2 separate regions of the Homo sapiens genome follow, and region 1 is linked to region 2. The links are chromatin loops, found by intact Hi-C in ENCODE. Cell type or tissue: endothelial cell of umbilical vein. All regions are shown on one strand.

The links. Peaks named below come from ENCODE experiments on the same cell type or tissue, not always from the same donor. Only the 100,000 strongest peaks of a DNase experiment are listed, where the experiment ranks them.
Region 1: a loop joins it to region 2, with 5 times the contacts of the local background. A loop is called at or near these places in 11 of 110 quality-filtered maps.

The regions. Positions count from the first base shown.
Region 1 is chr2:109,137,501-109,140,000 of GRCh38, reverse strand. All of the region lies in intron 1 of SH3RF3 (SH3 domain containing ring finger 3), which reads right to left. It also overlaps a transcript of RANBP2 not described here. Among named protein-coding and RNA genes, the nearest start is that of MIR4265, 2.8 kb to the left of the region's middle. In endothelial cell of umbilical vein, no CTCF peak of the experiment used is centred here; a DNase peak (open chromatin) is centred at 1,360.
Region 2 is chr2:109,237,733-109,240,232 of GRCh38, reverse strand. All of the region lies in intron 1 of SH3RF3 (SH3 domain containing ring finger 3), which reads right to left. It also overlaps a transcript of RANBP2 not described here. Among named protein-coding and RNA genes, the nearest start is that of MIR4266, 75 kb to the left of the region's middle. RefSeq lists enhancers at 1,113-1,202, 1,243-1,332, 1,483-1,672. In endothelial cell of umbilical vein, no CTCF peak of the experiment used is centred here; DNase peaks (open chromatin) are centred at 262 and 1,512; H3K27ac peaks cover 2,133 bases.

The DNA.
Region 1 (2,500 bases), 100 kb after region 2:
TGATCAATAAACCCTCCTGTTTTTTTAAAGCAGCTATATTTGAGACAAACAGCCTCCATCTGCCTAGGAACACAAACCTGAACAAACTAAGCCCCAGTGGCGCTGCCTTTTGGATGTAGACCCCTGTCCACACGACTCCAGATGTCAAACTGCCAAGCAATGGACACATTGGTCTTTGGCAAAGAGGTGATTGAAAAGCTCAAAAACTGCAAGTCTTAAACTCCATTGTTCAATGGGCTGCTGACCCATAGCAGGTGCCCTTCTGCACTGTGAGGCTCAACCACAGGATCTGATATACGTCACCTCATTTGATATGCTGGGGACAACAACTTTAAATCCAGGAAAACTCTTGTTACTGTACACAAGTCAAAGCTTAGTTTGTCAAACCGAGACAGCAGATACACTCCCAATTCCATAAGGAACACATTTTTAAATTAATTTTTAAAACTCAGATTTCTAGCATTGGAAGTTTTCCCTCTGCTATAGTCCACAACACAAATTCAGCCACAGAAGGCACAAGGGGGATGCCGCTCAGGATACAAGAGAGTTGTCTTCCTATTAGGAGTGTGACTGTGTGAGAGCATTCACCTTTCATACTGCACATGTTTAGACTACAAACTTGGTCCAGACAATGACTGCTAGTGACAAAATTAACCCATGGGCATCATGAACTCAGTAAAAAAAAAAAGGTCAGTCTCATTGGCTATCTTTGTTAAGGCGACATTAATTTAGCACAATCTACATTCTTGATGCTCTGCACGCATTTTCTCATGCAAACACATCTGGTTTTAATTACCTTTGGCTGTGCTTGGGAAGAGAAAATAGGATGCAATTTTTAAGTTACGCAGATTTGGGATATGATTATAAAGAGTTAAGGAATCCAGTGGCTTATCCATAAAAGAGTAAAGATGTGGATACATTTTGATAAATAAAATAAGCTGCATAATTAAATCCACAGACATCACCCATGACTCCACGTCCCCTGCCATCATCAGGCTGTGGCCCCTTGTCTTCATGTCTCTTATTACCACATGTCAAGAGATACCTATTGGCTATTTGTTTACAGTGTCCTCTGAATGGTCAGTTGCAGAAAGGCCTGGATCACTTCTGGTTTTGTGAACAATGTATATTCCAGTGCTTAACACAGTATTTGCAACAGGGTGGGCAGTCAGTACATATGTGTGGACTGAATTAATTATTAACATCACTCGTTCTGGGCCAGTCTTCAAGAGCAGCACTCACACAGGGCCATGGTGACAGCTCCACAGCCCCAGCACCTGGGCCACCATTCATTCTGTGTGTTCCCTACAGCTGCAGTCTGCAGGCAGGGTGTGCAGACCCAGAGGAAGAGTGACCCACTTCCTCACTGCAGATGAACAGGAAGACTAGAATGAACCAGCAGCAGCGGGCTGCCCAGGGGCTGCCCTGACCCCTCTCTAAAAGATCCAGTTCAATACAATACATGAAGTCCAGAATATTACTCAAAATTTGCTTGCCACTTTGCCAGCAAATGCAGCACCAAGCTAATTTTTACAACAGCCTTGAAGTCCCAGCAACAACAGCAACTGTCCTTTCTTTTACAGCTAAACTCCCAAGCCTTTTGTTTTTCCCACATGCAAAACTGAAACCCCACTACTTTCTCCCTACAGATTTTTTAGAAATTTCTATCTGAGAGGCCAGGCGAAGTGGCTGACACCTGTAATCCCAGCACTTTGGGAGGCCAAGGCGGGCGGATCACGAGGTCAGGAGTTCGAGGCCAGCCTGGCCAATACGGTGAAACCCCCTCTCTACTAAAAATATTAAAAAATTAGCCGGGCGTTAGCCGGGCGTGGTGGTGCTCGCCTATAGTCCCAGCCACTTGGGAGGCTGAGGCAGAAGAATAGCTTGAACCCTGGAGGCGGAGGTAGCAGTGAGTCGAGATCGTGCCACTGCACTCCAGCTAGGGTAACAGAGCAAGACTGTCTCAAAAAAAAAGAAATTTTGATCTGCGAAATAAATGTATGTGTCTGCCATTGCATTTATGGGTAAAGGCACTCCACACAGGCAACACCTCCAGAAGTCGGCCTGGCCTGAGATTTAGCTGGCCCAGCCTCAGGAGTACTTTCCTCAACCCACATGGGTGAGCACTCCAAGTGTTTAGTAATCATCTGAAGGATTCCTTGACCCTTCAAATCAAACAGCAACAGTGGCAGGCAAAGCTTGGAGGATTAACCGATTAGTCTTTGAACGCAAAAACAACGGCTGATCAGGACGGGTGGTGTCTAATGAGATTAGTTAACCTGCAACCATTTACTGAAATGTGCCTAAGCCTCCCTCATCTTTCCTCTTTCTCTCCAGTATCTCTGGGTTCATCCTAGAGCAACAAATGGAATGCAGTCACCCATGAATGTATCTTAGATCCTAAATGATAAATCCAAATAATTCTCACCTAAGGTGGTGTGCTTTGATGGCCAACAAAAAATTAAAAGAATCTTCAGAAAACGTGCTGGACACTCCTGAC
Region 2 (2,500 bases):
CCACCATGCCTGGCTTCAACCCTGATTTTGCATGTGAGAAAACTGAGGCCCAGAGGTGATAAATGGGTGATCCATGGTTCCACAAGAAGAGAGGGCAGTGCCAAGTCTAGAATCCCCAGGTGTGGTTCACCCACTATGCAATACAACAGCCTTCACTCACATAAGAAAACAGAGAAGGGTCTGGGCCAGAGCCCCGGCCACCACTACAGACAAGTGACTCATCTATCATGAGCCAGCAAGCATTCCACAGAGGATACCCAGCTGCAAGCCCCACTACAACTAGAGCACATTTTGCTATCAGTCACCTCCGCCTGGCTGCCAGTGATTGAGTGACTCCTCACCTTCAGCACACATTTCTCTAAGTCTCCAAGGAGACGGTCGGAAATTCTGTAAGTTGCTGTGAGCTGTGGGGATGAAAGGCAGGTGGCCGTGAAACACCCCTCCCAAAGACAAGGGACTCCCACAGCAGTGCCGCCAGCTCCTTTCCACAGGTGGCTCCATTTAAGCTGGAGCACTTGGCAGAGCAACTCCCTCCCTAAAATCTATTACTCCACCAAGAAAGCTCTTAAAAATCAGTGGCTTCATCGGCCTCTCTTTCCTCCCTGTTATCCTGGATGATCACGCCTGGCTCTGTACCCAGTCTCGTGTGTGCAAACAATGGTGTCTGCCCACTAACCCCGTGTCCCTCATCGGACCGCAGAGTCAAATATGGGGCCAAATTCAAAATCACTTCAGAATATTGTAGTCCGTTTGTTCTAAAAAGCTTTTACTTGATTGGAGGCAAGGAGCAGGGAAGACCCCAATTTTCACTAGAAAACTGTATCCTTATTCTTATTCAGTTCATTTTTGTGTGAGGAGAAAGAAATGACTACTTTGGAAATGACCCATTGAATCTTAACAAAAATACTCCTATAGCCCCCTAGGAAGGGATAAAAGCTTCCATACAGAGACCCCCAAGAAAACAAATCCATGTGAGAAACCCAGGTGAGCTGTTTGCCATCCGTATTTACGGACCCCAGCTCTTTTCGGAGCACTGTGCAGGGCTCACACCCAGGGAAGAAAGAGGTCTGGGGAAGCTCAAAGTGCTCACAGAGTTCTGAGCTCTGGGACACTCGGAAAAGACGTGTCTTGGACGTCTTCTCCTGTATACAACCATCTTGACATTTGGCACTGCATAAACCCAGGGAACTTGCTTATTTTTATTACATTTAACATTGTTCTGTCTACCAGTAGCTTTTCCTCTCATGAACAGAAAGAACTGGAGGCAGAAAAGCCAACTGAAGGGCCCTCTCATCTGTTGTCTCTGATGCATGCACCCCCTCACATAGAGCCAGTGACCACAGTGGAGCTGTATCCTCCCTTGGGACAGAGAGAAGGGACTGCCCCCCACACTGGCTGCTGTCCTCCAGGGCAGACCACACCTCGCCGGGTTTCATCAGGGGCCTTGCCTCTGTATTGCAAGAGCCACAGAGGATGCAAGCATGTAGCAGCTGCCTGGGGGAAGGAAGTCTTGAGCAACAAGGGCATCCGGTCCTCTGTGGAGTGAGGCCATCCTGTGAGCACTCTCCTCCTCCATTCATCACACTCTGGGTTTAAGAAACTCTGAAACAGTGGCATCCATAATGCGAAAAAGAATTCCTGAAAAAATGTCCCCTCCAAAGTTTCCAGTTTCCAGCAGAGATCGCACCACTGCACTCCAGCCTGGGCAACAAGGTGAGGCTCTGTCTCACTCTCACACACACACACACACACACACACACACACACACACACACACACACACAAATATACATAACAAACAAGAAATGTATAAATTAAAGAAAAAGAGAAAATTTTTTAAAGCACCCACAATCTAGCTGTCATGCTCTGGTAGTTGTCTTCCAGCCTTGTCTCTGTGCATAGATTTATAAGATTTTTAAAAATACAGTGATATTAGTGTACTTGCCATCTGGTATCCTGCTTCATTTTTAGAGCCAACACTTTTCTATTGAATTAGTCTTCATAAAAACCATTTTATTTTATTATTTTTTTTTAAGAGACAGGCTTCACTCTGTCACCCAAGCTAGAGTGCACCCGCATGATCATGGTTCACTGCAGCCTCCAACTCCAAGGCTCAAGAAATGCTCCTGCCTCAGCTCCACCTGGGATTACAGGCAGATGCCACCATGCTTGGCTAATTTTTTAATATTTTGTAGAGATGGGGCCTCATCATGTTTCCCAGGCTGATTTTGAACTCCTGACCTCAAGTGCTAGGATTACAAGCATGAGCCATTGCGTGGTCATAAAAACCATTTTAATTTGGTGGCATAACACTAAGTTAATTTATATACCATAGCTTATTTAGCAATCTCCACACTATTAATAATATCCAAGTTGTTCTTCATTTTTTGCTTTATTTTATACTAAAATGGAAACTTTGTGTAGAAAGTATTTGTTTTTTGTGTTTGTTTTCAGGATGATTTTCTTTTGGAAGATCCCCAGATGTCATCGCTAAATCAAAG